Linked DNA regions of Homo sapiens: region 2 is linked to region 1. Evidence: read pairs that join two places in POLR2A ChIA-PET (ENCODE). Cell type or tissue: GM12878. All regions are shown on one strand. Links, peaks and the distances in the headings refer to the core of each region. The heading gives the core; the rest is flanking DNA.

Evidence for each region. ChIA-PET counts read pairs that join two places held together with the same protein. Peaks named below come from ENCODE experiments on the same cell type or tissue, not always from the same donor. Only the 100,000 strongest peaks of a DNase experiment are listed, where the experiment ranks them.
Region 2: POLR2A ChIA-PET joins it to region 1 with 5 read pairs; 2 of 35 experiments call an interaction of 5 or more read pairs at or near these places.

Annotation. Positions count from the first base shown.
Region 1 is chr9:98,452,326-98,463,242 of GRCh38, reverse strand. GABBR2 (gamma-aminobutyric acid type B receptor subunit 2) reads left to right here. Exons shown (of 19, transcript NM_005458.8): 7 at 9,026-9,262. Among named protein-coding and RNA genes, the nearest start is that of TBC1D2, 200 kb to the right of the region's middle. RefSeq lists a silencer at 2,270-2,470. In GM12878, for the core only: no CTCF peak of the experiment used is centred there; no DNase peak of the experiment used is centred there.
Region 2 is chr9:98,228,116-98,239,032 of GRCh38, reverse strand. TBC1D2 (TBC1 domain family member 2) reads left to right here. Exons shown (of 13, transcript NM_001267571.2): 4 at 5,484-5,617; 5 at 9,885-10,081. MIR6854 (microRNA 6854) reads left to right here and starts at 9,816; the gene lies at 9,816-9,884. It also overlaps the pseudogene LOC100131625. In GM12878, for the core only: no CTCF peak of the experiment used is centred there; a DNase peak (open chromatin) is centred at 8,132.

The DNA.
Region 1 (10,917 bases), core at 3,319-8,318:
TAATTTCTCTCAGAAATGTTTTATAGTTTTCTGTGTAGAATTATTGCACATATTGGCTGGGCGCAGTGACTCACACTTGTAATCCCAGCACTTGGGGAGGCTGACGCAGGTGAATCACTTGAGGTCAGGAGTTCAAGACCAGCCTGGCCAACATAGTGAAACCCCATCTCTATTAAAAATACAAAAATTAGCCGGGCATGATGGCACATGCCTGTAGTCTCAGCTACTTGGGAGGCTGAGGCAGGAGGATCGCTTGAACCCAGGAGGCGGAGGTTATAGTGAGCCAAGATTACATCACTGCATTCCAGCCTGAGCAACAAAGTGAGACTCCATCTCAATTAAAAAGAAGAAAAAAGGATTATTGTACTTATTTTGTTTGATTTAATTCTGGGCATTTGATATATTTTGGTGAACATATGTGCACATTACTATTGGGTGCATACTTGGGGTGGAATTCTGAGTCAGAGTAGCCATATGTTCAGCTTTAGTAGACTCTGTGACAAACAGCTTTCTAAAGTGGTTATACCAATTTACACATCCGCAAGCAGTGATTGAGAGTTCCAGTTGGTTCACATGCTCAACAACTTTTGGTGTGTCAGCTTTTTAATTTTAGCCAAACTAGTGGGTGTGTAGTGGTTGGTGTCTTGTTTTAGTTTAAATTTGCATTTCCCTGATGACTAATGAAGTTGGACATGTTTTCATATCTTCATTGGCCATTTTGATACCCTTTTTTGTGAATTGCCCATTCAAGTCTTTTGCCCATTTTTCCTGTTGGATACTCTGCCTGTTTCTTACTGATTTGTAGAATTCCTTTTTAGATTCTGGATATGAATTATTTGACAGTTATATGTATTATTTATATCTTCTCCTATTCTGTGGCTTATCTTTTCACTCTCGATGTATTTTGATGAATAGATATTCCTAATCTTAATGTAATCCAATGTATTAGTCTTCTTTGTGATTAGTATATTTATGCCTTGTTTAAGCATTTTCAGGATGGGGAGAAAAAAGTCAGAAAATAAGAAATGAACATATGAGACACATGGGATATGTTGAAAAAGTATAATATATGTATAACTGTGTCCTGGAAAGGGAGGAAAGAGAGACTAGGCAGAAGCAGTATTTGGTTTTGTTATTTTAGTTTTTTCTGAAAATCACCCTGTCTTGATGATTTGGTTTGGATGTTCGTCCCCTCCAAATCTCATGTCAAAATGTAATTCCCAATGTTGGAGGTAGGGCCTGGTGAGAAGTGATGGGATCATGGGAGTGGATCCCCCCTGAATGGTTTAGCACCATCCCTTTGGTAGCAAGTGAGTTCTCACGCTGAGTTCATGTGAGATCTGGCTGTTTAAGGTGTGTGACACCTTCCCCCTTGCTCTCTTGCTCCATTCTTGCCATGTGCCACACCTACTGTCCTTTGGCTTCTGCCATGATTGAAAGCTTCCTGAGGCCCTTACCAGAAGCAGATGCCAGCACCACGATTCTTGATTCTGCACCTGGAGAATCATGAGCCAATTAAGCCTCCTTTCTTTATAAATTATCTAGTCTCAGGTATTTCTTTATAGCAATGCAAGAACGGCCTAATACACCCACCCATGCTCGTGAAGATATTTTCCTATCTTGTCATTTAGAAGTTTTGTTATATCTTTCACATTTAGACATAGAATTTACTTGAAATTAATTTTATGTATGGTCTGAAATAATATATTTAATTTTATGAATAATCAATTGATTCAGGACTATTTATTGAAAAGGCCATAATCCCCCATCCCACCACTCAGGCTACAGTGTCACCTTTGTCATAAATTAAACAACTGCATATAGTGTGGATATATACACAAGCTTCTGAACTTCCATTTATCTTCCTTTGGTCTACTTATCTATCTTTTAATCAATATCACCCTGTTTTAATTACTGAAGTATGATTTGATACTTTGTAGTATAAATCCTTAATCTTTGTTCTTCTTTAAGATTTTCTTGGCACTGATGTCATTTTTCATTTAGATCTACTAACACATTTACACTTCCTATTACTTTTTTCCTTCCCACATTTCTATTTTTCTGCTTATTGTTACTATTATTTTTCTGCCAGAAGAACTTCTCCTTGGTCTTTCTTTTACTGTGACTCTTCTGGAAGCAAATCTTCCAAGTGTCTGGCTGTCTGAAATTTATTTTACCTTTAATATTGAGAGATGTATTGACTAGATAGAGGATTTTAGATGGCCTATAATTTTCTTTTGGCACTGAAGATGTCATTCCATTGTCTTCTGGCTTCCATTGTTTCTATTGAGTCTGCTGTCTGACTTATTGCTCTTTTGAAGTAATGCATCTTTTTTTCCTCTAGTTATTTTAAGATTTTGTTTTTGATTTGGTCTTTGGCAGTTTTACTACACTGTGCTGAAGTGAACTTTCCTTTGTGTTCATCTTGCCTGGAGTTCATAGAGCTCCATAGGATTTCATGAATCTGTGTATTGATGTGTGTTGGAGAAATAGAATAGTATCCTTTGAAATATTGCTTCTGTCTAGTCTCTCTTTTCTCACCTTCTAGGACACAATTATACATATATTATACTTTTTCAACATATTCCATGTATCTCTTATGTTCATTTCTTATTTTCCAAACTTTTTTTCTCCCTATGTTTCAGTCTGAATACAAACCTGTATTTGGTTCACTAATCTACTTTCTGCTGTGTCTAATATGTTGTTTCACCTATCTATTGAATTCTTTATTTCAATTGTTGTATTTTTTATTTTTAGAATTTTTATATTTTTTCTTTTATAGTATTCAGTTCTCTGATGACATTCTGCATCTTTTAATCAATTTTCTTGAACATACAAACCTTGCTATTTTATTTTATTTTATTTTAGAGATAGAGTCTTGCTCTGTCACCGAGGCCAGAGTGCAGCGGTGTGATCTTGGCTCACTGCACCTCCCAGGTTCAAGCAATTCTCTTGCCTCAGCCTTCCAAGTAGCTGGAATTACAGGTGCCCGCCACCATGCCTGGCTAATTTTTTTCCCATGTTGGCCAGGCTGGTCTTGAACTCCTGACCTCAGGTGATCTGCCCACCTCAGCCTTCCCAAGTGCTGGGAATACAGGCGTGAGCCACCATTCCCGCCAACCTTGCTATTTTAAAGTTCATGTCTAATAATGTCAAGATTTGGATCACCTATGAATTTGTTTCCATTCCATATACTTTTCTCTTCTTTTTCTTCCTTGCTTTTCTTTTAAAACAATTATCTGGACCTATTTCCTGGTGTACCTAGTACATTTTAATTAAATGTGTTGTGTATGAAAAATTGTAGAGGCTACAGATAGTGTTTTCTTTCTCCAGGGAAAATGTATTACTCTTCAAGCAAGTAGTTAGAGTAGTGGCAAATTGCCTTAATCCAGTGAAGAACTGAGATGATTCCAGGTTCGGTTTCAGTTTTTGTAAGGCCCAATCTATTTTGGTTTGCCCTGATTCCTAGTGTTTGACCCTTCAATGTTCTCAACTGAAATCCTGGGATATTTACTGACCCTGGACTCCAATTTTTATTTTCCCAATACTATTAAACTCTAAATAGTTCTGTTTGTTTTCTTGGCTCTTTTGCTTGGCTTCTCAGCCTCTTGCTTTATGCAGCTTAATTATCAAATATTTTAAGTAAAAATGCCAGTCTTAATACCAGGCTCACTTTTTTATGGTTCCCTTTACTCTGGCACCTTGGCCATGCAAGTCTTGCTACCTTGGTAGTCCAGAACTACAGTTTTTGGCTTCCTATCCCTGAGGGACTGCTGAAAACTCTGATCCAATGCTTTCTGTTTCTGTGACTAGCCTTCTTACTTACAAATCAGAAAATGCCTCAAAAGGAAAACAGCAAAGAATTTGGGGCCCATCTCAAAGCATTTATCTTCTCTCCAGAATGATGGATTCTCAGTCCTAGCTGTCCTGCTTGTTTTCTGATGTCTTTGAATAGCTATTTTAATATTTTATTCTGCTTTTCTAAATGTTCTTGATGGGAGCTTTGGTCTGATATAAGCGATTTCATCATAGAGTGGAAGTCTGAACTGAGATTATTTTGCTTAAAAGAAGGAGAATGCATTAGAAAAGGGGAGGCATCTCCCTGTCTTTGGCTCTTTGAGGGGCTGTTGTGTATAAAGGGAGCAGATGTGTGTATTGTGGCTCCGCAGGAACACGTAGCATGCGAATACAAGTTTCAGGGAGAGAGGTGCAAACTCTGCATCTGGAAGAACAGTCTCCTCAACATCAGCCATTCCCTAAGTGGAAAGTTCTGCCTGAGAGGCATAGTGAGCTTCCCAATACTGGAGGAGTATAAGAAGAAACTCAGCAAACACCTGGAAGTTGCTACTGAAAAGATCCAATAATTATCCAATAATCAGATCGCAGGAGGGACTTCATCAGTGGTTACCAATTTTTGTATGCTTGAAATCTGAGAAGGTTTTTAAAAATACAGATTCCTAAGTTAACTCACTCACTGATATACTGAACCAAAATGTATCCCTGGCATCTGTTCTTTTGGTTGTTTGTATTTTGTTTTTGAGATGGAGTCTCACTCTGTCACCCAGGCTGGAGTGCAATGATGCAATCTCGGCTCACTGCAACCTCTGCCTCCTGGGTTCAAATGATTCTTGTGTCTCAGCCTCCTGAGTAGCTGGGATTACAGACACCTGCCACCACGCGCAGCTAACTTTTTGTATTTTTAGTAGAGATGGGGTTTTGCCAGGTTGGCCAGGCTGGTCTTGAACTCCTGACTTCAGGTGATCCACCTGCCTCGGCCTCCCAAAGTGCTGAGATTATAGGCGTGGGACACCGTGCCCAGCCGTGGCATCTGCATTTTTAACAAGCTTCCCAAGTGATTTACAAACGGCAGCACGGGAACCAGCAAACTAAATATTCTCTCGTGTACTTCCAAATGAGACTCTGTGATTCAAACCTCCCACAGGGATGCCAGCGAGAAAGTCTGCCAGTTTCACCTCTGTGGGGATCAGTTGCAGATGTGGAAGAGGATGTATCCTTCTCCTGCCCTCTCTTCTGTCCATGAGGCTCCCCTCTCCCAGGAAGAAGGACTCAGCTCATTTCTGTTGGGATGACAGACTCATAAGGTTTAGTCACATTGTAGGTTAGCAAGCTTGTGTGGGCTAGCCTTGGGACCTAACCACTATTTATAACATAGTGTCTGTGGGAAAATATGTTCCAAGTTCCAACAAATGCCTTTAAAAAATATTCTGGAGGCCAACCTATCAGTAATTGGGACTATCTGCATAAGTTATTTTCTCAGAAACTTTTAGCATCTCACGATAAACTTGACCTCGGAGGATGGTAATTAATCAGCATTCGGTGTCAGCTTTACGATGGAAGAAATTCTTCTGCCTTGAATAATTGGAGGCCTGCTTTAAGAACTTTTTCTCCAACAATTGTGAGTGCGTTTCTTCCTGCTGTCATTGTCTTGCCCAAGGGAGTTGGTGCTGGCATCGCCTGGGAACAATGATGAATGGCCTGGGATATCATGTGGCAGCAACGACTTCTTTAACCTGGTGCTTCCAAAGACAGCAAGAACTGAGGTCACCTTTCAGGGCTTAGCTACACCTGTGTCTGATTCCAAGGACTCTACCCACAGAAATCTGGTAAAGAGCCGTGTTTCCAGTGTTCTTGGCCCTCCTCCTGATCCTTGTACCCGGGAAGGACAGTTTTTTGAGATAGATGAGTTTACAAGTGGCATATGTAAAGTTTATATAGGGACTTTTGTTGACCTCAAGGCCAAATCCAATAGACAATATGATCTTGATCCCCTTAGTGTCCCACAAAACAAAACAAAACTATATCAAGGAAGTTTAAAATTACACTCAGTTACCACCCAGTGAGACCACACTGGGAATGTTCACCTCAAGTCTGGACCTCCCACTTTTAAAGGATCATAGAAACCTTGAAGGCTGCTCCAGTGTCGTGTTCTGGTCAGGGAGGTGTTGTAGAAATGTCATCTGAATGTAGTCATTAGGTCGAACAAGGGAATTCAAAAATGGACACCACCAACCCTCGAATGCCATTGCGTGCATTGGAGAAAGCTCATAGGAGCAAAATCCAAAAGAGAAGTCAAAGGGGCCTCATTTCTGTGATGCTTAACGCAATTAATTAAAGAAACACGCATCCAAGTACTGTTTAAATCCTTTTAAAATGGTCAGTAGTTAACAACCAGAAATAGACACAAATCACATTTTAAAAAATCAAAGAAAATACAGCCAAGTAGTAAAAGATGGAAAAATAACAAGGAGACACTAAAACAAAACATTAAATGATGTGACATCACCATAGCAAGATGGTATAGGAAATTCACCTAACATAATTAGGAAATTCACCTAAAAAATTAAGATTGCTGGTTAATATTTAAAATAAGCTCATTCTAATCATTAAAGAAATGCAAATTAAGATTAAAAGAATACTTTTTTCTTAACAGATATATATGTTTTTCTTAACAAACTGACAATTGAGTTAAAAATGAAAATACCTATTGTCAAGGATGCAGGGAAATGACTACTTTCATACACAGTAGGATTACAACTTTTTGTATTTGGGAAGAACGATTTTGCTCTACAATGTGTGAATAGGTGTGCTCCTGTGTTTTACAGACAGAGAAACTGAGGCCTAAAAAGGGCCTAAGCAGGTATTGTTTGAGATTCTGGTGGTACCTCAGTGATCAAGACAGATCACATCTCCGACCTCATGGAGCTTAATTCTAGGTGGGTGGGAAGGGAGGAGTGAAACCACAGACCATAAGCAAGTAAACACATAAGGAGGAAAATTGCAGGGAGTGACAAGTGCAATAAAGAAGATAAAAACCCCTGGCCTCAGGCTGGGGGCTTTTACAACGGGTGGGTCAAGGAAGCCATCCCTGAGAAGTGACAGGTGCTGACATTTGAATGCTGAGAATTATCATGCCAAGAGCTGGGCAAGGAGCTTTCTGGCAGAGAAACAGCTTGTGCAAAGCCCTGAGGTGCAAGCCAACTTGATGTGATCAAGGGACCCAAAAGGTTTAAAGAGACAGAGCTTCATAGTGGACTGTTTCCTCCTTCTCTAGGAGGAGTGAAAGTGGCGGGGATGACTATGAGCTTCAAGAGCCAGCGGGCATGGAGTGTGGGCGGGTGGAGGAATGTGAGTAACAGGACGAACTCAGGGAGCTGAGCTGGACTAGAAATGCTGGTCTCTTTGAGGAACCTGGGATTTGGGGGGAGTTTCTGCCCACTGTGTATCTTGAGTGATGAGCAGAGTGGTGGTAGCTAGAGAGGATGCATTTCCAAGGAAAGCTGCAAACAGATCAAACCTGAGCCTTCCAGGAGGACCCTGAAACAGGAGGAGGCAGACTCCCGGCCAGGATTCATTCACATTTGGTCATGCAGAATTCATTGCCTGCAAGGTTCACAGCCGGGGGCACTTGGCACTCATCCCCAGGCATCTGTGTGGGTGACCCCACAAGAGACTTGGCTTCTTGGCCCCGGTGGGCTCCACCCACGGAAGACACAGTCTTTGATGGCCCAGCTCCACCACCTTCCTTAAAAACACTAGACATGGCCCAAACAACTTGTGGTGGTTTTCAAAAAGCAATTATGACTTTAGAAATCAAAGAGGAAAGAAGTAGCCAAGATGAAATGGGAAGGTAGTCTGGTGCCGCGCCCCCCCTCCCTCCACCACACACACACAGGCTGTGTAACCTTGGACATGTCTCTGCACCTCTCTGTGCCTCAGGCTATAGACTGACTGCATGCCCGTGACTGTCCCTAAGGGGCCCTTCTCAGTATAAACTGACAAAGAGTCAATTGTCCTGTGTGTGATTTTTCCCCAAGGAGGGTTTTTCCAAAGACCAAGCCGTGGGCCCTGATGACATTTCTGGCAGAGGAGTTCAGAAGTGATTTGAAAAAAGACCCATGAAGGAGCTGAGGGTAATGGGTCCCCCAGGGTGGCATTCATCTGGAAGTGCAAGTTCCAAGGTCTGGAGTAAAAAGGCAGTTTCGTTACTTTGTGGCCACAATCAAAATGTTAATATCACCAATGAAATTCCTTTATGAAATTCAGCTCAATGGGAGAAAAAAAAATCTTTTTTTCAATGCTGGCCTATTCGGACTGTTATATTATGGAAGGTAGATGGAATAGCAGGAGGGATGGATGCTGCCTGACACCTGAGCAACTGGGCCTTGCCCTGGGTCACATGCTCTAAGAGGTCCTCATTCAGGCCCCTCGGGGCCCAGAATCTGCAAGCCACGGACACAGCCCACTCAGACCTGCACCCCTTCCAGCTTCCAGACTGTGCCCTGAATTCTCAACCCATAAGCTGGAGCCACTTCCAGGGTCTAGGGAGCCTCTTGCCCCAGTTCTTGAGGGTAGACTGTGCCTTTGAGGGTACAGGGAGCTACTGATGCTAGAAGGGGAAGGAGGTATGGACTGAGCCTGGCTGGGCTGCAGGATGGAGAGGGGTGGGAAGGGAAGGGGAGGGGTGGGCTGAGCAGCACACTGTCAGCTCCCTCTGTGCTGCTGAAACTCAGAGAAGTCCCAGAATTCTGAATTCCAGCTTGGCCTTCCAGATCCCTAGGAAGGTGTATTTATTACGATGAGGAGATAGAGAATATTTTTGAACAGTTTGTTCATATGCTATAACTTTAACATTTAGACATACGGGATATGGGCCTCTACCTCACCCCAGGCCCTGCAAGTTTAGAGGCAAAGGCCTGGTTAGGGTGTATTATCCCCTCTCTCTAGTCTTGCCAAAAGACAGTTTAAATCTCAGTCTTGTCACTCACTAGCTTTGTGGAACTAAGCAAGTTGACCCCCCTGAAAATGGGGGGTCTGTAAAATGGGGACAATAACAGTACCCACCTTATGAGGTTGTTGTGAGGGTTAAATGAGATAATGCACGTAGAATCTAGCACTGTACCTGGCACCCTGTGGGCATTGAAGAATAGCAGCTCTTCTCGGCATCAGGCACCTGATGTCCCTGCCGAGTATAACTTGGGATTCCCCCAATCCCCTGTTTTTCCAGACTCCACAGCAGTATGAGAGAGAGTACAACAACAAGCGGTCAGGCGTGGGGCCCAGCAAGTTCCACGGGTACGCCTACGATGGCATCTGGGTCATCGCCAAGACACTGCAGAGGGCCATGGAGACACTGCATGCCAGCAGCCGGCACCAGCGGATCCAGGACTTCAACTACACGGACCACACGCTGGGCAGGATCATCCTCAATGCCATGAACGAGACCAACTTCTTCGGGGTCACGGTCAGTCCCATGCCTCTGGGCTGTTTTCCTTAGTGTTCCTTGTAAACATGCAAAGCAAAAGAGGGGCTGTTACAGGCTTTCTGTTATGTGATCTGTTATCTCTGATCATTGAAATAACTAATTGCAGGCCCTAGGATTGCAGGGCTGTTCAGACAAGGGGCAGGGGCAGTGTGTGCTCTCAGACACATTGGGAAAATGCTTCTCTGTGACTCATGGATAAGAAAGGGCATAGAGCCAGGTACTTGCTGAAGGTAGGCTTTCACTCTGCTACAAAAATGGTTGAAAAGCGTTCTATCCTTTTGGCTATTTACATTTTAGAGCAGTGGCTCTGTGCTCCCTGGCACAGTACCTGGCTTCAAGCTGCTAAACTACCTCCTGTTATGAAGATGTGAAAAGTTTTTTTGTCATTGAATATAAACAATTAGCACACACAGATAGCCTCTTCAATCTCCATGTGAATTTAGGATGAACTATGTATGACATGGTGCTGTAAATTCTTCCTCTTATGGACTAATTTTGGTGACCATCTTTCTGTCTCTGCAGTCTCTTAAGCAGATTGACTATGATGCATGCCACATTCAAGTTTAATTGTGTAATAAAACAGTTTTCTTTCTGTTCTGAAAAAAAGAAAAGAAAAAGAAAGAAAGGGCATAGAGGCCGGGCATGGTGGCTCACGCCTGTAATCCCAACACTTTGGGAGGCTGAGGCGGGTGGATCACCTGAGGTTAGGAGTTCGAGAGCAGCCTGACCAACATGGTGAAACCCTGTCTCTACTAAAAATACAAAATTAGCTGGGCGTGGTGGCACATGCCCGTAATCCCAGCTACTCGGGAGGCTGAGGCAGGAGAATCGCTTGAACCCGGGAAGCAGAGGTTGCAGTGAGCTGAGATCGCGTCATTGCACTCCAGCCTGGGCCACAAGAGCAAAACTCCATCTCAAAAGAAAAAAAAAGGGCATAGAAAGTTGACTGCGCACACAGTGCAGGCACAGTTTACCAGATGGTGGGCTGGGGTGGGCCAGGAGAAGCTCTGGACCCAAAATCAGGTTCAAATCCTGGGCCTTCATTTACAAGTTACCTTCTTTGAACTACAGTTTTCATTCACACAATGGAAATCATACTTACCTTGTAAGCTAGTTTTAAAGATTACACATTACATAATACAACCTTTTAATATTTATTAAGCAAGCTACTTGCTCTGAGCCTCAAGTTTCTCATCCGGGAAATGGGGATAATAATATAAATCTTGCATGGAAGTTGGGAAAATAAGCAATGATAATATGGCTAATACTTCTTGATTGCGTATTATGTGCTAGACATTGTGCTAAATACATAATGTAGTTAGACTCAATAATGTATGCCTAGTGCTAGGCACATAGCAGGCACTCAATAAATTCTATTGTTACTGTTAATAATGATTACACCATATCCTTATGCCATCCATAGGAAGTAGGTGCTCTTATTATTCCCATGAACAGTGAGGAACCTGGAACTCAGAGCATTTAAGTACTATAGCTAATCAGGGTCAAGTGGGATTTGAACTTTGGTCTAGCTCTTAATTGCTGCAGAAGGTAGTGACCTTCTGGTAATGGACCAAAGTGGTAGTTATTTGTCACTGTCTCTGCTCCAGAAAATATGGAAAATTCATCTGAAGAAT
Region 2 (10,917 bases), core at 5,748-10,747, 230 kb after region 1:
TCTAGAAGGAGGCCAGGCACAGTGGCTCATGCCTGCAATCCCAGCACTTTGGGAGGCTGAGGTGGGTGGATCACCTGAGGTCAGGAGTTTGAGACCAGCCTGGCCAATATGGTGAAATCCCATCTCTACTAAAAATACAAAAATTAGCCGGCCATGGTGGTACAGGCCTGTAGTCCCAGCTACTTGGGAGGCTGAGGCAGGAGAATTGCTTGAACCCAGGAGGCGGAGGTTGTACCACTACACTCCAGCCTGGGCGACAGAGCAGCTCCGTCTCAGAAAACAAAAAACAAAAAACAAAAAAAACAAGTAGAACGAAACTTCCCCAGCTTGATAAAGGGAATCAATGAAAAATGCAAAGCTAACATACTTAATGGTAAAAGACTGAATATTTTCCCCTTAAAATCAGGAATATTCAACATTGTTCTGGAGGCTTTAGCCAGGCCAATTAGGCAAGAACATGAAATTAGGCATCCAGATTGGGAAGGAAAAAAGTAAAACTATCTTTATTTGCAGTTGACATGATATTTGTTTACAGAAAATCCTAAGGAAAAACTATTAGAGCTAAGAAATTAGTTCAGCAAGGTTGCAGGATTCAAGATCAATATAGAAATATCAGTTGTATTTCTATACACCTGTAATAAACAACCCAAAAATAAAATTAAGAAAACATTCCATAACAATATTAGAAAAAGAATTAAATATTTAGGAATGAATTTGACATAATGATGCAAAATGTGTGCTCTGAAAACACCAAACATTGTTGAAAAAAAGGGCTTAAGTAGCTGGAAAGATATCTCATGTTCATGAATCAAAAGACTTAATATTGCTAGGCTGAGCGCAGGGGCTCACGCCTGTAATCCCAACACTTTAGGAGGCCAAGGTGGGCAGATCACTTGAGGTCAGGAGTTCAAGACCAGCCTAGCTAACATGGTAAAATCCCGTCTCTACTAAAAATACAAAAATTAGCTGGGCATGGTAGCACATTCCTGTAATCCTAGCTACTTGGGAGGCTGAGGCAGGAGAATCGCTTGAACCCGGGAGGCAGAGACTGCAGTGAGCCATGATTGTGCCACTGCACTCCAGCCTGGGCAACAGAGTGAGACTCTGTCTCAAAAAAAAAAAAGAAAAAAAAGAAAAAAAAAAGACTTAATATTGTTAACCTATTAATCTGACAATACTTCCCAAATTGATCTACAGATTCAATATAATCACCATCAAAATTCTGGTGGCTTCCTTACAGAAATTAACAAGTTAAACCTAAAATTCAAGATCCTGGAAATTCAAGAGCCCCAGAGTACCCAAAATAATCTTGAAGAATAAAAAAAGTTTGCCCCGTCTCTACTAAAAATACAAAAAAAATTAGCCGGGCATGGTGGTGCACGCCTGTAATCCCAGCTACTCAGGAGGCTGAGGCAGGAGAATCGCTTGAATCTGGGAGGTGGAGGTTGCAGTGAGCCGAGATCGTGCCACTGCACTCCAGCCTGGGCGACAGAGCAAGACTCTATCTCAAAAAAAAAAAGAAAAAAAAAGTTTGAAGACGCACTCTTCCCAATATCAACACTACTACAAAGCTATAGTAATCCAGACAGTGGTGCTGTTGCAAGGTGCACTAAGTGGGGTGCACTCTGATATTTTCTTTCTTTTTTTTCAGCAAAGCCTGACTTTCTTTTTTTTCTTTTTTTTTTTTTGAGACAGTCTTGCTCTGTCACCCAGACTAGAGTGCAGTGGCGCAATCTCCACTCACTGCAACCTCTGCCTTCCCAGTTCAAGTGACATTCAGCAACTCTCCTGCCTCAGCCTCCCGAGAAGCTGGGATTACAGGCATGAGCCACTACGCCTGGTTAACTTTGGTATTTTTAGTAAAGACGGAGTTTCACTATGTTGGCCAGGCTGGTCTCGAGCTCCTGGCCTCAAGCAATCCACTCGCCTTGACCTCCCAAGGTGCTGAGATTACAGGCGTGAGCCACTGCACCCGGCCAAAGTCTGACATTCTTAACAGATTTTATTATCTTAACTGGCATGCTTTAAATTCATAAAAGCTTTGGAGAAATAATCAATTCCCAACCCCATGAAAAGTATTTTGAATGAGGAAAAAAAAAAAAAATGGAAGTAATGATCTACACAGATACAAAGCATGCCTTAGTTCCTCCCATATCCCCAACTGCTATTTTGTGATAAAGAATTCTCAGAAAGCAGTGTTTTTAATACTCATCAAGTAGAATCTCACCAGTGTAAAGAACCAACAACATTGATCTGGTGCCTCCGCTCACTCTTTGCAGACCATTTTTGGATTCCTAAGGTGTAATTATACATTTCACATACATTTGTGAGATAAGATAAACATTATGTTTATATCCCACATGAGCCAGGCTTAAAGGTTTTCTAAAAACTGTGTGTGGCACTAGAAACTTCATGCTGTATCAAGTCAGTATCAGTATCAAGCTACTGGACTCTATAATGAAATGTTATAGATAAACATTTACTGAAAACCAATATAAAAATCTGGCCCAGACCAGGCACGGTGGCTCATGCCTGTAATCCCAGAACTTTGGGAAGCCAAGGCGGGTGGATCACCTGAAGTCAGGAGTTTGAGACCAGCCTGACCAAAACGGCAAAACCCTGTCTCTACTAAAAATACAAAATTAGCTGTGTGTGGTGGTGGGCACCTATAATCCCAGCTACTCGGCAGGCTGAGGCAGGAGAATCGCTTGAGCCTGGGAGGTGGAGGTTGCAGTGAGCCGAGATCGTGCCATTGCACTCCAGCCTGGGTGACAGAGTGAGACTCCATCTCAAACAACAACAACAAAAATCTGGCCCAGAAAGACCAGGATGGAAATATGCAATCTTCTTGAGTTAAGATGGTCAATTGTTTTTTTTTAATAAATAAAATTTTAAAAAGCTCTATACAGTTTAAGACAAGTATGTGTAAGATATGTGTATGTTTTGTATGTGCTGACTTGATCATGACAACTCCCTGATTTTTTTTTTTCCTCTTTTGAGATGGAGTCTCACTCTGTCACCCAGGCTGGAGTACAGGTGGCGCTTTCTCGGCTCACTGCAAGCTCCACCTCCCAGGTTCATGCCATTCTCCTGCCTCAGCCTCCCAAGTAGCCGGGATTACAGGTGCCCGCCACCACACATGGCTAATTTTTTTGTATTTTAGGTAGAGACAGGGTTTCACCGTGTTAGCCAGGATGGTCTCGAACTCCTGACCTCGTGATCTGCCCACCTCAGCCTCCCAAAGTGCTGGGATTACAGGCGTGAGCCACCGTGCCCAGCCGACAACTTGCTGATTCTTATGAAGGATTAGGGATACACATCTTCAGCAATGCACATGAGAAATAAACTCTGAAAAAGACAATTTATTGGGGTTAGGAAGGACCGTATTTTGGGAAGTGCTTTAGAGAAACAGACAATAATTCTAGGATTATAGCTGAGAAGGATTGGAAGACTTCAGGAGATGCTTCAGCTTCTAGATTTTGAATGTCGAATAAATCATTGAAGTGTGATACCTACATTATCCTTTTCTTTGCAAAAAATTGAATAGTAGCACATTTCTTTATCCTGAATAGCAGACATTCATTTTTTCAATTAGCTGTTTCTCATCCAAGGCATTAGAAAGATCTCTCTCTTGCTTCCAAGTACTAGCACTGGAATTCCTTGTAACTGTGGTTTATCTAGATTACGTAGCTCATTTCTCAAGGCCTCTATCTTCTCACGATCTGCACCATCTGTTATGTAAACAATAGCGTTGACTCCTAAGCAATATAGTTCCTACATGCTCCGAAATTGGGGTTGTCCTCCTATGTCCCAGATCTTTTTTTTTTTTGAAATGGAGTCTCGCTCTGTCGTCCAGGCTGGAGGTGCAGTGGCGTAATCTCAGCTCACTGCAACCTCCGCCTCCCGGGTTCAAGCGATTCTCTGCCTCAGCCTCCCGAGTAGCTGGGACTACAGGCATGCGCCACCACGCCCGGCTAATTTTTGTATTTTTAGTAGAGACGGGGTTTCACCATCCTGGCCAGGCTGGTCTTGAACTCCTGACCTCGTGAGCCACCCACCTCAGCCTCCCAAAGTGCTGGGATTACAGGCGTGAGCCACCGTGCCCAGCCATATCCCAGATCTTTACTGTGATGTTACCTTTAGTTACTTTCCTCGTGTCGAAGCTCACTGTGGGTATCATGTTTTCACTAAATTGACCTGACGCAGTGATATTCACAAAGCTGGTCTTGGCCTAAGTCCTGTAGCCCCACAAGCGTCAGTTCTAGCTCCTGCTTCCAAAAGAGCAAATGGAACTAGTACAGCAGGCAGGAGATGTGCGCCGCATGACGACCACTGGGAGACAGGATGGATGGGAGGGTCGGCAAACAGAGGCAAGGATGACTTCCACACGAGCCAGCCTTGGTCTGGACCACCCAACAGCTCCTCAGGATTCCGATGCAACACAGGTGGATGCAGGCAGGTGGCAGCAGCCCTGATAGTTTCTATTTCATTTTTTAAATGCTGGTCATGACACTAAACTGATTTTACAATCTACCAATGAGTGGGAACTTTCAGTTCGAAATACACTGACCTAGTGAACTCCTTTCATCATTTTCCCTCCCTGTCATTAATCTTATCTCTTTGCAAGGGAAAATAAACTCCTTGAACTGTTTTTACATCCAGCTCATTATGAACTTCTCTGTGGTCTGTGATCTTAGGTCAGCCTTTGGTACTATCTAGTTCCCTTCTATAAACCAAACATGTATTGAGCCCGGTCTCTGGCATGTACAACCCAGTGTTGGGCACCAGCAAACATGCAGGTAGGTTAGTACCCGGTTCTTAAAGAAATGACATCATGAGGCTTCAGCCTAGACAAGTACTTGGCCAAAGGGTGACCCCGCTGCGAAGTACACTAAGCCCCTTGGAGGCCATGAGATGGTCAGTGAAGGCTGCACAGAGGACAGATCTGAGCAGGGAAAGAGAGCAAGCAGGGAAAGATGCCAGGAGATGTTTGCAACTTATCTCAGCAGAAGTCGGGAGCCACTGATGGTTTTTGAGCCAGATAGTTATGAAACCAGATGAAGGTTTCGGGAAAGTTGGTTCAGCAAGTCCATTCAGCATTCACTCAACACACCCATATTAAGCACCTTCTATGTTTTGGGCACCGTTTAGGCATTGTAGGTGCATCAGTTAACAAAACGGACAATACCTCCGCCTCATGGCATTTATATTCCAGCTGCAGGGGTGGGGGTTAAGGAAGTCAAGCTTGTATTACTTATAAGCCACATAGTGTGTGGAAGATGAGAATGCGAAAGAGATAGGTAAAGGAGATTGGGAGTGCCATGCATGGGGAGGCATCATGTAGGGTGCCTGGAGTCTGGGAGACCAGTCAGGATGACAGGGTGTGGGGATGAGACCTGAGCTCCAGCAGTGGTGGCGGGAAGGACAGAAGGGCAGAAAGGCAGGGTTCAGCCTCATGCTCCTCTGTTCTTGTCTCCTTTCAGGAACACAATGCACAACATCCGTGGCAACAAGCAGGCCCAGGGAACAGGCCATGAACCTCCAGGGGAAGATTCTCCACAGAGTGGGGAGCCTCAGAGGGAGGAGCAGCCCTTGGCCTCTGACGCCAGCACCCCAGGTGAGCCTCTGTCCAGGGCTGAGCTGCCTTCAGGGACCAGCTCCTCACGGCTGGCACAAGTGCCTTCTTTCCTTCCAGCGAACCAGCATTTGTGCTTTTGTGTGTGTCTTAGTTGGCTTGGGCTACTTACTGAAACACCATAGACTGCGTGGCTTAAATAACAGATACTTATTTCTCACAGTTGTGTGGAAGCTGGGAGGTCCAAGATCAAGGTGCCGGCAGATTCAATGTGTGGTGAGGGCTCCCTTCCTGGCTTGCAGATAGATGGCCACCTTCTCACTGTGTGTTCACGTGGCCGAAAGAGCTCTGGTCTCTGCTGCTTATTCTAAGGGTACTGATCTTATCAGGGGCTCCACCCTCATGACATTAAATCTGATCACCTCCCAAGGGCCCCACCTGTTAATACCACCACGCTACTAAAAATACAAAAGTTAGCTGGGCATGGTGGCCAGTGCCTACAATTCCAGCTACTCAGGAGGCTGAGGCAGGAGAACCACTTGAACCTGGGAGGCAGAGGTTGTAGTGAGTCGAGATTGCACCACAGCACTCCAGCCTGGGTGACAGAGTGAGACTCCGTCTCAAACAAAACCAAAAACAAATGTACACATGTGATAAAATGGCATAGACCTATACACACATATTGTACCAACACCAGTTTCCTAGAGTTGATAGTGTACTATAGCTATGTAAGATGTCACCATCAGGGGAAGCTTGGTGAAGAGTACTTGGGACATGTCTGCACTATCTTTGCAACTTCCTGTGAGTCTATAATTTTTTCAGAGTAAAAAATTAAGAAGAGGCTGGGCATGGTGGCTCACGCTTGTAATCCCAGCACTTTGGGAGGCCAAGGCTGGAGGATTGCTTGAGCCCAGGAGTTCAAGACAAGCCTGGGCAACACAGGGAGACCCTGTCTTTACAAAAAAATAAAAAAATTAGCTGATCATGGTGCAAGCCTGTAGTCCCAGCTACTTGGGATGCTCAGCTGGGAGGATCACTTGAGCCAGGGAGGTCGAGGCTGCAGTGAGCCGTGATCATGCATGGGTGACAGAGTGAGACACTGTCAAAAAAAAAAACAGAAAAAGAGAAAGAAGAAAAGAAAAAGCACCCTTTGGAGCAGTCAGTGCCTGGCAGAGCCCTAGAGAGCACAACAAGCAGTCCAAGAGAAGGCCAGTGCTATATCGGATGAGTCACCATCATCATAACACTAGCAGTTACTTCATGCCAGTGCGGCAGTAAGCATTTTTTTTGGCAACAACTTTATTAAGATATATTCATGTACTATACAATTCACCCATTTAAAATGTGTAATTCAGTGGCTTTCTGTATATCCTCAGAATTATGCAGCCGTCACTATAATCAATTTTAGAACATTTTTATTACCCCAAAAAGAAACCTGCACCCTTAGTCATCAACCTTAATCCCCACTGCCCCATAACCCTAGGTGGCCACTCATCTTTCTTTCTCTATGGCTGTGCCTGTTCTCGACATCTGCTGTGAGTGGAATATACCAAGGAATATACCATGCTGTGACTGGCTTCTTTGACTTAGTAGAATCTTTTCAAGTTTCATCTGTGTGTACCAAGCACTTTACCTACCTTGACCTATTTAATTCTTACAGCAACTGGAACTGTATATATTGTATATATTGTTGTTATCCTCATTAGATTAATAAGGAAACTGAGGCATGGAAGGGTGGAGTGACTTGCTCACGGCCACAGAGTGAGTGACAGAACAAAATCTAATATATAAAGCAGATAAATCCACCATAAGTTGAAAATATCATAAGTTGAAAATGCATTTAATATACTTAACCTATTGAACAGTATAGTTTTGCCCAGTCTATCTTAACCATGCTTGGAACACATACATTTGGGCAAAATCATCTAACACAAAACCTATTTTCTAATAAAGTGTTGAATATCTCAACACTGTGTTAAACTGTGTTAAACGGTGTTTACACTGTGTTAAACAGTGGTTGTAATCAGATTTTTAAATGGAGGAAAAGATTATTTTTATGTCAATAAATCTTTTCTAATATGTACAAATGAGTTTCTTGAACACTAATAAAAAACACCTAAATTCTTTTTGAGACTCTAAATGAGCTACAAATTAAAAAAAAAAAAAAAAAAAAAAAAAGCAGAGTTGAGGCTGGAGTTGGAGTCTGGACTCCTCCTCTGCTCCTCTTACTCCACCTTCCTCTCCCAGTCAGCCCTTGAGGCACTCCTATGAAATCCAGGGCACTGATTGAACACCACTGTCTTAGGCCTTATTTTCTCTAATTATAAACTGGGCACTGTGAGGCCTGCCCTGCCTGTCCTCAGAGTTGGTGCACAGTCATGTATCAGAGGGCAGCAGTGCTACAAGGAGCTTCCCTGCTCCCCTATACCCCATTACAGGAAGGAGAAAGAGGTAGTACATATTTCTGAGCTCTGCAGGCTGCCTTGTACCCAGTGTAACCTGATTTCTCTTCGATCTGGAACAAGACTGTTCTGGTTTTGCACTCAGCAAGGCACTGTTGTTTTGTTCGTTTGTTTTGAGTCAGAGTCTCGCTCTGTTGCCCAGGCTAAAGCGCACTGGCATGATCTCGGCTCACTACAACCTCTGCCTCCCGGGTTCAAGTGATTTCTGGCTAATTTTTGTATTTTTAGTAGAAACGGGGTTTCACCATGTTGGCCGGGTGGTCTCGAACTCCTGACTTCAAGTGATCTACCCGCCTCAGCCTCCCAAAGTCCTAGGATTACAGGCGTGAGCCACCACGCCCGGCCGAGCAAGGTACTGTTTTTGCACTCAGTGTCTGGTTCCTGTCACCTACTGGAGTAACTCTTTATTTGTTCAAGACTGTTTGGCCAGCCCTTGGCCTGGTCTCATGCTAAGTCATTTGGCCTATCCCCAAAGCCCTGCGTGTCCCCTATCCTGGGATGCCATACCACATTCTTATTTTCAACACCTTTAACACTTTAGTCCCAAGAAATAGGTAATAGTTTACTAAAATGCATACTCCTGCAAATGAGTAATTTGGTTAGGAGATTTAGATAAGATCAATTTACGATCCTACAAAATATCTGAGAGTAGGCAGTAAATGTGGCTGTAAGCTCAGCAGCCAAGGCAAAGAGGGAAATGCAAGCAGCTAGATTATTTCCAGTGTCCATAAGACTAAAAACATATTTTCTTATAAGAAGCAAAGCTTTTCTTGGAAGTTCCTAGGGCTGAAGGGAATTTCTTCTGCTGGGGACTCATAATAGGCATGATGTATATATCCCATGTGAACAAGCTTCTCAAGGGCCCTTGGCTACATAGTCAGGCCCTTAAATGTCCCTTGATGCAGGCTGATGGCAGAGACCAGAAGCACAGCTGGGTCAGGGCAGGACAAGGCAACACAAGGGAATGATTCTCTGATGTTTGGTTTGATTTAAGAATAAAATTTTGATGACTTAAAAACAGTGGGTGGCAAACATTTTTTGTAAAGAGCAAGATAGTAACGATTCGAGGCTTTGTGGGCCATAGGGTTTCTGTTTTAAGCACTCAGTTCTGCCTTTGAGGAGTAAAAGCAGCAATAGACAGCACATAAACAAATGGGCATGGCCGTGTTCTAATAAAGCTTTATTTGTAAAAGCAGGCTGTGGGCTGGATTTGGCCTGTGAACCATAGGTTGTAACCCAGGAGATAAAAGGACTATGCATCCTTGAGACAATCAACTGTGGGGGAAATATATCTCTTAACTTAGCTTGGAATAAGAAGAATCAAGTTAAATGCTTGAGCTGCTCTCTGGAGCAAGAATGCAGAGTACAGACATTCATTTTGTGTTCCTATCATCAGACAGATCTGTGTGCTTTGAAAATCTCCTAGTACATAGAGGTGGGATCCTGAAATAAGGAACAGAACATCCTGCCAGGGCTTGTGCCTGAGGAGAAAGCCACTTGGCAAACACCAGCAGGGTGGCATGAGATAGACCAATGCAGGCTGGGTGGGATCTGAAGGAAGGAGACAGGCACAGTTTAGCAGATGGGCCAGCACAGTGCAATAACGTTTATGTAGGCCAGTGGTTCTCACAGTCTAACCCCTGGACAAGCTGTGTCAGCATCACCTAGGAACTTTTTAGAAGTGCATATTCTCAAGCCCTGCCCCAGACCTATTAAATCCAGAGCTCCGAAATTAGGGCCCAACCATCCGCATTTTAACAAGCCCTCCAGGTGCTTCTAAAGCAAGCTCAGGTTTGAGAACTGCTGATGTCATCAGTCATAACTTCTGCGTTTCTCCTCTTGAGCAGGGAGAGAGCCAGAGGATTCTCCAAAGCCTGCACCCAAGCCTTCTCTGACCATCAGTTTCGCTCAGAAAGCCAAGCGCCAGAACAACACCTTCCCATTCTTTTCTGAAGGAATCACACGGAACCGAACTGCCCAGGAGAAAGTGGCAGCCTTGGAGCAACAGGTTCTGATGCTCACCAAGGAGTTAAAGTCTCAGAAGGTGAGGTCTGGTCCCAGGGAGGCCCCAGGTTCCAGTGGACCCCTCCAGTTCCTGGAGCCTTTCGGATAAGCTAGATGGGACGCATTAGCCGTGCTGGGCACCAGCTACTCTCTGGTCTTTAAAGGCCAAACTGCAGAATGTTGAAATATGCTGTTGATTACTCAAGAACCTGATGTCACTCAAAGTAAGTCACAAAAGGGCACCAAGGGCAGGTATCTCTGGAGATCTACTCTAATAACTGTCTCTTGGACCCCTCCTGGAGGGCCATGCATGGTCTCACCCCCTACCCAGAAAATGACATTATTTAGAGGCAGGTGATCTGGATGCAGGGTCATGGGAGGGGCTGTCGATAGAACTGGGGGGAACTTTGACCTGGCAGCCGATATCTGGGCACAGATATCTGAATGACCGTCACAAGACTGTCACAGGAGAAAGCAAACAAGCAGCATGTGTGTGGCCCAGGGCTAAGCCAGGACCAACACAGAAACAGTGAAAGGAATATTTGGGCTTAATATGGTAAGAAGTTAATTACGAGAGTTACAAGAGCTATATAATAATTGTAGAAAACAGATCTCATACACACAGACATTAAAACTACTCCAAAATCCTACATCCCAGAGAGTAAATGGTATTAAAAGCCAGGGGCTACCTTATGAAGTAGTGAGGGTCCCAGGGCAAAGATGTGAGAGGGCTGCAGCTCCGGGCGGGAGCCCCTCTTTAGAGTGATAAAAGCGACTAAGTTAGGCAGTTGTTACATAAATCCCAACGGTGGGGCCTGGTAGGACCTGTGGTGGCAGTGGCGGGCTCCAGTGAGGGCCCAGACTCCTTTTCCTCTA